Linked DNA regions of Homo sapiens: region 1 is linked to region 2. A link is an interaction called in ENCODE POLR2A ChIA-PET data of the cell type or tissue named here. Cell type or tissue: MCF 10A. All regions are shown on one strand. Each heading gives the region's core, and the rest is flanking DNA. Links, peaks and the distances in the headings are about the cores only.

What was found. ChIA-PET counts read pairs that join two places held together with the same protein. Peaks named below come from ENCODE experiments on the same cell type or tissue, not always from the same donor. Only the 100,000 strongest peaks of a DNase experiment are listed, where the experiment ranks them.
Region 1: POLR2A ChIA-PET joins it to region 2 with 15 read pairs; 6 of 35 experiments call an interaction of 5 or more read pairs at or near these places.

Annotation. Positions count from the first base shown.
Region 1 is chr7:26,851,929-26,857,306 of GRCh38, reverse strand. SKAP2 (src kinase associated phosphoprotein 2) reads left to right here. Exons shown (of 13, transcript NM_003930.5): 2 at 2,417-2,522; 3 at 3,145-3,170. All of the region lies in intron 2 of LOC124901606 (a long non-coding RNA gene), which reads right to left. Among named protein-coding and RNA genes, the nearest start is that of SKAP2, 10 kb to the left of the region's middle. In MCF 10A, for the core only: a CTCF peak has its summit at 3,347 (motif pointing left); DNase peaks (open chromatin) are centred at 586 and 3,326.
Region 2 is chr7:27,169,714-27,175,091 of GRCh38, reverse strand. All of the region lies in intron 1 of HOXA10-HOXA9 (HOXA10-HOXA9 readthrough), which reads left to right. HOXA10 (homeobox A10) reads left to right here and starts at 772. Exons shown (of 2, transcript NM_018951.4): 1 at 772-1,743; 2 at 2,919-4,487. The coding sequence starts at 786. The coding sequence ends at 3,193. It overlaps HOXA10-AS (HOXA10 antisense RNA), which reads right to left. Exons shown (of 3, transcript NR_046609.1): 2 at 5,328-5,378; 3 at 3,177-3,784. RefSeq lists enhancers at 72-717, 718-1,364, 3,073-3,572, 5,327-5,378. In MCF 10A, for the core only: no CTCF peak of the experiment used is centred there; DNase peaks (open chromatin) are centred at 2,021, 2,521 and 3,131.

The sequences.
Region 1 (5,378 bases), core at 226-5,225, 320 kb after region 2:
AAAGCAGTTTCTACTCTCTCCACATCACCTTTGAGAAATAATCACGAAAAAGTCACTGTTTATTAAATAATTTTAGTTGCTTTAAACCTTTTCTGGGAAAAGCTTAGGAATAAGTATATTAAAAAAGGCTACTCTAAAAAAAAAAAAAAAAAGACCATACCCAATCTCTGAATTTCTGGCATCCTTGAAAAATACCGATTCTTCCTACAGTCCCACACTCTTTCAAAAAAAACTTTGTCATAAAATAGTAACATGGATCAGTATTTTAAAAACATGTTTGGGGGCGTTAGAGGGCACTATGTAGAGTGTTTATTGCAGCCTTTTTTTTTTTTTTCTGAATTTTTATAAAACTGAAATGACCTTTTAAAGAAAAAAACTCTTGGGGGCAATTCATTGTTATTACTTCCAGTGATAGAAAATAGATTGTTTGTTTAAACTTGGATTGTATAATGAAAATATAAAATAGGCAATTAAATACTCATGGAAGAGGAAATCAAAGGCAAACATTGAGTGAAAATAACATTAAGCAGACTATTCCCCAGTCATTGGGCCAGTGATTCTTCCTATTGAGTCTGGTTGGAAGACGAATCAGCAGTAGGGATGTTGCTTCTTCCCTTATTCCACTTTCTTGCAAAAGTTACTGTAATGATCTCAGGGGAGCCAGTGATCTTTTCCATTTCAGCTAATATCGAAATATCCAAAGGTTGCTTGCTGTTCTGGGCACAAAATTTAAAGCTTTTAGAGCAACATGCTTCTTCATAAGTTTTGTTATTTTGAATTCACTTTAGAAGTCTGTGTCTAATTTGCACTGGTACTAGATTATGTCTCTATGTCCCCCACATCAAAATATAACTCAAAGAAAGAGAAGCTGTGACATTTGCTTTCATTTCATTTTCATACTTTTTTTTAACACATTAGTTGTTAATATAACTCAAGGAAAGGGAAGCTGTGACATTTGCTTTCATTTCATTTTGATACTTATTTTTTAATACATCAGTTGTTAATATAACTCAAGGAAAGAGAAGCTGTGACATTTGCTTTCATTTCATTTTGATACTTAAATTTTTAACACATTAGTCGTTAATAGACTTCAAACCATAAGCTATTTTTTTTAAATTATTACAGTATTCTTAATTATTTTACTTGTCATATTGACTTAGTGAAAAATTACCTGTACACATTTATTATGAATGTATAAAAGTTTAATTGGCTTTCCTCATTGGATCAAGATACTTTTGTAATCAAGAATTACAAACATTCTATCACATATACTAGGTTTTAAATGGTTAATTGTAAGTACAGTTGAAAGATTATTAGATTATTATACTACTTTGAACTATTTATACGTAATATTGTTTTGATGCTATACAAAGTAGTTAAGGAAAAAGAAAGTAAAACACAAATCCCTTCCATATGAAATAATCAATGATTTATAGCCATGCCTACTTAAACATCTTTAATGATATCCTCCATATTAGATATTTCAAAATGAGGTGTGAAATTCTGAAAATAAAATTAAAATTGCACAGTATTTCATGAATAATAAGAATGGAACTAGTATAAAAATTAAACCTGTAAGGACTTGTTGGAATTTTACACTAGAGAGACCCAGACAGCACCGTAATTTAGAAGTTTACTAAAATTAAAAAAAGAGGCTATGAGGGAATGTTACATGAAGCCACAGAAATCTTGTTTCTTGGTGACTATATTTTTATATAGTGGAAGAACTTATGTTTGTACTTCTTCCTTAAGAAATATTTCAGGTGGTAATACCAAGGCAAGAAGCAAGAGCTCACAAAACTACACAGCTGGTTATCTTTTTTATTTGAGGGTAGTCAGAATGAGTGTGTAGGTAGGAAGAAGGAGGGCTTGATTTGGGAATCTTGGCTAGAAAAGTGGATTTACTTTTTCCTTTAAAGCATTACATGTTGGATATACCTGAAAATTGATTATACTAGGGAAAACAGACCCTTGCCAGAGACATTAGCTTGTATTGACATAATAATATGAATGACATTTTCACACAGGAACTTACAAAATACTAGAAAATGATATTAACACATGCTTAAAAGCTTGGTGCTTGCTTCCATATAAAGAATTTGTTTTATGGGGCACCATAGTTTATTAAAACTTGGTGTGTGCTTCTTCCTTGTTTAATGATGCCAAACATCCAAATAGTATTTGCTGTGGTAAGCATAAGTAGAACTTACAAATTTTATTAGCTAAGTGGTGATCAGATTTGTTCAACTTAGTATTTGAAACACACTTCAACTGTTATGCTTTGGAATGATAAATAACTATAACAAATTGTACAGGTATTAACACTTATATGTAGAAACAATCATTGTCCTATTTATCTTCACAAAACCTTTATTTCTTATAATTTGTATCCTGTTTCTTATATTGCATGGTTTAGATGTTGAAACATTTGTAGCAGATATACTGAAAGGAGAAAATTTATCCAAGAAAGCAAAGGAAAAGAGAGAATCCCTTATTAAGAAGATAAAAGATGTAAAGTCTATGTAAGTCACTTACCTTTTGTTTACTGATTTCTTACATAGAAGCAGTTTTGTAACTAACATTTTAATAAGAAATCGATTATTATGGAGTTAAATTTTTCATGTTCCAGTTTAACTGATGTTAAGTATTTTTGAAGGGCAAAAAATATATTTCCACTATATAGTTTTTAAACACAGATATGCTTATCATAGTACCCTTCTTGATTATGTATTTTTCTGAGCATTCTAGCAGAGTTCAGCTGTTTATTTTGATTATCTGAGGGTATATTTGGTTTAAATGATAAGACAAAGGTGGATTGAGGACTTTAATATACAGAAAATACCTGACACTGAAGAAAGAGAATTCTTTTGTTACTACTTTAAATGAATAAATGTAATATATTTACATGTCATAAGTATTAAAGATATATCCTCATTTTACTACTGTACTTAGATCCTTAAAAATTATTTTATTTAAAATTTTTAAGCATTTTGGAATTGTCATTTCAGGACAGGAATTAGTTTTTTTCTAATGTATATCTAGGTGTGTATTTTTAATATAGATTTTGGATTTTAATTATTGTTACTGATTAGACCTTGTTTTGATTTTTCAACCTCATTTAAAAATATGTTCTTTGTTTTGTAGCTATCTTCAGGAATTTCAAGACAAAGGTAAGTTTTCATGTTTGGCAAACTTGAAAATTTTTTTCCTCTGTGGAAATTTTCAATAGGATAATCTAACACATACTGAAATTTGATAGTTGGAATTAAAATTTAGATTTCCGTAATGTGTACTTAGACCTTCAAGATGAGAGTGCTAGCTCCCCCTGCTGAGAAGAAAATTAAAAAGTATATCCAGAATTTACTCTGCACAGTCTTCTGATGCGGAAATCTTAGGCATTTAACATTCTTAGGTTTTGTGTTTCTTAGAGTACATTGTGGCAGAAATTTGTTAGGAAAGGTAAAAACGTGCAATTACACGTGGAATAACTTGGTGAAGCAGAGGTGAGATACTAACCCACTGCCATTTAACACTGCAGAGATTATTTTATAGTGGTGGTGGGAGAAGGTCCTGTGGCTGAGTGCTCACAGGTAATGTTTTTGAAGGATATTTTGAAAACAGTGTAAATTTTTGTTTGAGAACAAACAATAAAATCTTTTTCAAGTGAAAGTTTTTATTTTCCTTGTGGTTATTTTGATATGAATACATAGGGGCCATAGACATTTTTTAAAGAAGGGAATTCAGTTTCATTTTTTTTTGAAATATGTGAGAATGCTGATAACCTGATTGTCTCCCTCTAGATTTGAGAGACAGCTGCTTAGCAGACTGAAAACCAGATCAGGAAAGGTATAGGAACTTCCTACTACTTTATATATTCAATTCTTTAGGGGAAACTGGGTGTGGCCCTTACTTCCATGATACTTATTCATAGGTTATGATGTACAGCTTGTGGATGCTGGTGTGAGGGTTACAATATGAGGTTAGTTAACCTCCATGGAGCTAGGTTCTGGGTTTGAGGAAGACACACAGTATGGCATCTTCTAACTGAAGCTAGCAGATCCCAGAGTAAATCATATTTGTGCCAACTGGTAAGTGAGAAGGTGGTAACAGTTTCAATAAACAAAGAACTTAACCAGACAAACCTAAAATCAATTAAAAGGAAGTCACAGTTTATTTTCCCATTAGATCATCAAGATTGGTATGATTGAAGGGAATGAGAAGAGATTTTTTTTTCATATTAAGATTTTTAACACTTAAATAAAGAAATGAGCAGGAAACTATTCCCTGTAAGTACCCAGTTTTTTTTGTGCTCTACAAGAAATCCTAAACTATGGGTTTAATTATGCTACATTTTGTTTAGACGAATGTATAAATGAATTTATGCATTTTAATTACGATAACTTTTATTATGTAGTATACTTTATGGAAGAATATTAGATATCAGATTCTGCCTCTCTTAAAAGGCATATTATTTCCAGTGATTATCGAACTTGCATTGTGCTTTGTGGCTTAATTATTTGTACATTTAAAATTTTTAAGCTAAAAAAGCATGATATGAAGTAATTGTGTAATTGCATATGGATCAGTAATAGTTGGGAAGCTTTCCCTTTGGTATTTTGTTTTAGAATTCGTTCAGGTGTGTGGATATTAAAATTACATTACTGAGATACATTCTTTGTCTCTAAAGAGAATGGAAATTTATATGGTATTTGATAGAAATTGAAAAATGAGCATAAAATGGAGTTCAAATAGCATAGAATTTAGAGATTGCTCATAATCATTTTCCTCTGAATAAGTCATTTGTAGTTCAATACTGCTGTATTGAGTTAACTAATCACAAAGAGTGCCTGTTCAGAAGTAAGCCTGTAGATGAATTAGATGTATACCTTGGAGAAATATGAGCTGAGTACTTTTATGCCATTGTGTACTCAAAGTATATTCAGCTTTGTTCTAAAAAGACTATTCCTGTACTTTGTTAGGCATAGTAAAGGGTACAGACCTAATAGTTGCAAAGTAATTATTCAATATATAGTACATCTTTTTTAAAAATAGGAATTTATTTTCAGGTCTCTACATTGAGTAAATTCAATTCTAAGTACGTTTTGGTGGTGCTGCCTTTTCTCCACCTTACATTTTCCCTTTGAGGTTTTGGATTATCTTTATCCAAGAAGGTCTGGGCAGAAGTCCTTTTGGCTGCTTTCCCGTCCTTTCTCTTCCCTCTTGTCTCTCTCTCTAGTCAATGTAGGGTCACATTGTGAACATAACCTTTTTCCTCCTTTCTACCTTTACACCCTTATTTTATTTACATATATGCATATATGTATTTTAAATGACAGTTAAGTATCATTTTGATGTCACTATTGGGGGGGTAAAAAGGA
Region 2 (5,378 bases), core at 230-5,229:
CCCGCCAGCCCACCAAAGTCCACTGACAGGAGTTGTAGAGAAGGCAAGCCGGGTGAGCACAACACCAGAGGAGAAGATCCTAACTGGATCAACGGACTAGGGGAGAAAAGTGTTGGGGGTTAGGGGCTAGGGAACAACCACTGCATTTTGGGGAAAAATCTGTGGATACTGGAAGTAGAGGCAAGTCAGCTTCTAGTTCACTCTGGGCTCCTGACACTCTGAGGATCCTGACGGCCATAGGGCCAGGTTCGCCACTTTTGAGGAGGCAGAATTCAGACAAGGGGCCAGTTCCAGATCCAGAGCTGAATGGGAAGCGCGTGAGTCCCCGACACGGCCGCTTCAGTGGTTAGAGTACACCGGGGACTAGTGGCAGCTTCTGCGACAGGGATGGTGAGCACCCAAGGCAGACTGGGCGCGCACCATAAACACCCCACTTGTTAACTGCGCGGGGCCCAAGGGCCCTTCTAAGGGACCCCGGTATGGGGCTCACGTCCGGGTAGGGGCGGGGCGAGCCCAATGGCCAGGCCCCCCACCAGCCACGTTGGGGCAGCCCCCACAGCTCCCGGCCTTCGGGCCAAGGTGTCGGGGTGCGTCTCCTGGCCCATCAATACAGATTACATATTTATATCAATCGCGGGCTCTGAGGGCGCCCTCGGAGAGCGGCCCCGCGCCTACGAAACCAAACTGGGAGTGGTCGCGCGGAAACTCTGGCTCGGGATTGGCTGCGGGCGCCCGCCGCGGTGCGGGGGGATTGCTAATCGTATTCAGCATGTTTTGCACAAGAAATGTCAGCCAGAAAGGGCTATCTGCTCCCTTCGCCAAATTATCCCACAACAATGTCATGCTCGGAGAGCCCCGCCGCGAACTCTTTTTTGGTCGACTCGCTCATCAGCTCGGGCAGAGGCGAGGCAGGCGGCGGTGGTGGTGGCGCGGGGGGCGGCGGCGGTGGCGGTTACTACGCCCACGGCGGGGTCTACCTGCCGCCCGCCGCCGACCTGCCCTACGGGCTGCAGAGCTGCGGGCTCTTCCCCACGCTGGGCGGCAAGCGCAATGAGGCAGCGTCGCCGGGCAGCGGTGGCGGTGGCGGGGGTCTAGGTCCCGGGGCGCACGGCTACGGGCCCTCGCCCATAGACCTGTGGCTAGACGCGCCCCGGTCTTGCCGGATGGAGCCGCCTGACGGGCCGCCGCCGCCGCCCCAGCAGCAGCCGCCGCCCCCGCCGCAACCACCCCAGCCAGCGCCGCAGGCCACCTCGTGCTCTTTCGCGCAGAACATCAAAGAAGAGAGCTCCTACTGCCTCTACGACTCGGCGGACAAATGCCCCAAAGTCTCGGCCACCGCCGCCGAACTGGCTCCCTTCCCGCGGGGCCCGCCGCCCGACGGCTGCGCCCTGGGCACCTCCAGCGGGGTGCCAGTGCCTGGCTACTTCCGCCTTTCTCAGGCCTACGGCACCGCCAAGGGCTATGGCAGCGGCGGCGGCGGCGCGCAGCAACTCGGGGCTGGCCCGTTCCCCGCGCAGCCCCCGGGGCGCGGTTTCGATCTCCCGCCCGCGCTAGCCTCCGGCTCGGCCGATGCGGCCCGGAAGGAGCGAGCCCTCGATTCGCCGCCGCCCCCCACGCTGGCTTGCGGCAGCGGCGGGGGCTCGCAGGGCGACGAGGAGGCGCACGCGTCGTCCTCGGCCGCGGAGGAGCTCTCCCCGGCCCCTTCCGAGAGCAGCAAAGCCTCGCCGGAGAAGGATTCCCTGGGTAAGCAGGGCTGCAGAGGGCTGCAGTCAGGCGGGCAGACAGGCAGACACAAGGAGGAGAAGGATCAGAAAACTAGGAGCCCGCGCAGCAGCCGGCCGGCCTTGGCCCAAGCTGCAGGCAGGCTGACCTTGTGAACTTGCTTTTTAATATTTGGGCGTGGGGACGCAGTAAAATTCATGTCCGGCTTAGCGCCCCACAGCAAGACGTCCTCGGCGCTGGCCTCAGCTCCCCCTGACTAGGGACGAGGACACCAGCGAGCAGGCCCCCTCCTGTGCGCTCTTTCCTGTGGCCGGGAGGACCCAGAGCCCTGGTCCCTGCCCAGCCTGCGCGGCGCGGCCCACGCGGGGGGAGGGGGAGGGAGGGAAAGTAGCTCGCCCGCAGATAGCGCGGATGTTTGTAAGGCATCCAAAATAAGCAGCCGCCAGCGCCAATAAATAAGCCCATTAACCGGCGAAGTTCGAGTTTACGATCCCCCATGCTTTTTTCAAAGTTGCTGAGGGGCGGGAATCTTCGTTGCGGGAAGAAGAAAAGGCAAATCCGGCCTGGAAGCGGGGGGCCCTGAGCTGAGAGCCAGAGAAGGGCCATTTCCCTTCCCCTGGACCTCGGAATCGCCCAGCTATCTATCCCTGGCTCCTGGAGAAACTTGAGGGAGGGCCCTTGACCCCCGAATCGGTTTTTCCTGCCTTCCCCATTGGACCAATGATGCCCTTCTTTCTCCCCTTATCGAGTCTTGGGCAATCAGGGCCCTGGGGTGAGACAGCCAAGCTGCCTGGCCCATCTTCCAAGTAAGCACCCCGCGCTCCTAGCCTGGGGGCTACAGGAAATGCTTGTCTGCCATATGGCAAGAGGCAAAGAAAAGCGTTAAGTTCAAGATGTACAGCCTGCCCTCCCAGGCCTTTCCTTCTGCAAGCATCTACGGCTTAGCGCTAAAACAGGTGTTTGGAAAAGTGGGGGAAATGTAAATTGGAAGGGTCATGTAGATTGAAGGCCCACTCAATTTTTGTCATGACTTTTGGAGGAACTGCTTGCTCTCAGCAAGCCAAAAACGGGGGCACGACTCTCTTCTCTGTGACTTGGGACATCTCTCTTATGGGAGAAACGGAGGCAATTCACCCCCGCGGGCAGCCCGTGTGGCCTCGACTTAATCATCCCCTCTTTATTCTCTTACATGCCAGGCAATTCCAAAGGTGAAAACGCAGCCAACTGGCTCACGGCAAAGAGTGGTCGGAAGAAGCGCTGCCCCTACACGAAGCACCAGACACTGGAGCTGGAGAAGGAGTTTCTGTTCAATATGTACCTTACTCGAGAGCGGCGCCTAGAGATTAGCCGCAGCGTCCACCTCACGGACAGACAAGTGAAAATCTGGTTTCAGAACCGCAGGATGAAACTGAAGAAAATGAATCGAGAAAACCGGATCCGGGAGCTCACAGCCAACTTTAATTTTTCCTGATGAATCTCCAGGCGACGCGGTTTTTTCACTTCCCGAGCGCTGGTCCCCTCCCTCTGTCTTCAGGCTCTGCCCAGGAACTCGCACCTGTGCTGGAGCCCTGTTCCTCCCTCCCACACTCGCCATCTCCTGGGCCGTTACATCTGTGCAGGGCTGGTTTGTTCTGACTTTTTGTTTCTTTGTGTTTGCTTGGTGCTGGTTTATTTGTTGTTTTCTGGGGGAAAAAGCCATATCATGCTAAAATTCTATAGAGATAGATATTGTCCTAAGTGTCAAGTCCTGACTGGGCTGGGTTTGCTGTCTTGGGGTCCCACTGCTCGAAATGGCCCCTGTCTTCGGCCGAGCTGGTTTCCTGCCCAGCCTGGGGCAAACCTAGCCGGAAGGCCGAGGTCCCATTGTTGGCGCTGAGGTGTCTGGCCTGAGGTCAATGGTGCAAAGGAGCCGCCACCGGGCATGTCTGCCTGGAGTGCTGTGCTGTGTTTAATCAGGGGATACAGGCCCCTGGGTTTCTTTTTTCTTTCTTCCTTTCTTCCTTGGCCAAGAGAAGGGCTTACAGGCATGGACATGCAGGTTGGCAAACGGGCTTGACTTTGGCTGATTTAAAAAGTGAGAAAGAAAGTAAAAAAGGTTAATTTTTCCTTCCTCTGTAAGATATCCCAGCTTTAAAAAGAAAAAAAAAGAATTACCAAGAGAAGGGGACTTCTCTTCCAGTTTCTGTAAGGTCTTACATTGCCTGACTAAAATGTTTCATTTACCTCTAAATTTCCATATCCTTCTGGCTGTAGATAAATAATGTAGTTTTGTTTATGCATTTGGAATTAGTGGATTTTTTTGTCATTAAAATTGTTACCACTGGTAACATGTGACAAGCACACCACAATTCTCCCTATCTTGTGAAGTTGTTTTTTTAAATCGCCTTGAACAAAAAGTTTTTTTTTTGTTTGTTTTTGCTTTCTGAAATTCACAGAAGCCTAGGAGGACTGGGGTAAGCGGAATAAACTAGAGAAGGGAGACATTGTTTGGATTTCCTTTATACTGTGAAGTTACATGCATAAAAGGGTCAAACCTGTAGATGCAGAAAAAGAAAAAAACTATAAATACAAATCTGTATAAATGTCTATTATTATGAAGAATTGCCAATCTTGTTTTAAGCAAATGCATTCTATCGTTATTATAAATGTTAGTTCTAGCTCTATTTACTTCTAATCTTAAATCAGAATAAATTAATATTGTATTGCTGCTGTGCGTGGAAAAAGACGATGTTTATGTTCTTATAGAATAAAAGCTGTGGAATGAAGCTTTTTAATTTTACCTCTTTTTTGACTTCTTATCTTCACCTTCCACTTTATCCCGTTCACCACTTTTACAACAGGAGGACTAACCCGAGCCCCTGCAATTACTTTAGGCATCTATTTAAATATTACCTAGACGGTCGTAATTTGTCTGGGCCCTATAGCCCTGGTGCCGTAAGGTTTGTCGGCTTTTGTTCAGTTTTATGGCTTGCTAGTATATCTGGATTGTGGCTGTCTTGGACCAGTGATTTCAGTTGAGAGGGGAGCTACATAGACAGAGGAAGCCAAACAGGATTTCTTTCGGGAGCCCCAGGGAGGCTTGCAGAGGCCGGTTATTTTGCGGGTGTCTGGGTCACAGATGACCCTCAATCTGAATCGGGGAGCAGGCCTGGCCCACAGCGCATCTCTAGCCGCTGGAGGCAGCGGTTAGGTGGACCCGGGCTGGACTGCATGGGGGCCTCCCCCTCCCCCAGTACGGCCTCCCCCACCTGGCGGCACTCCTTAGGGCCACGCGTTTCCTGCTTGCCAGAGTGGGGGGGGCGGGGGCTAAGGGGAGGGGGCGCAGGAGCGCGCGCCCCGGCGGGCGGGCAGCTAGGAGGGAGAGGGGGAGAGCGAGAGGCGGGAGGCCGGGGCCAGACAGGGAGCCGGGATCTGTACCGTCCCTGGCGCTTTCGAGCCTTCCACGGCTACCGCCTCTTGGCGCCGGCTCGCTGGGCTGCAAGATTTGGGAAAGCGGCGCGCACACTGCTTCTCGGAGCTGCTCTCGTCTCGCCTGCTCCCCGCCTTTATTCCTCTCTCCCTGCCTTTCCTCCCTCTCTTTTCCTCCCTCTCCCTCCCAGGAATACCTTACTGGGGCCTGTGGCTTCCCCTTCCTTGACGCATTTGCGGCCGCCTGG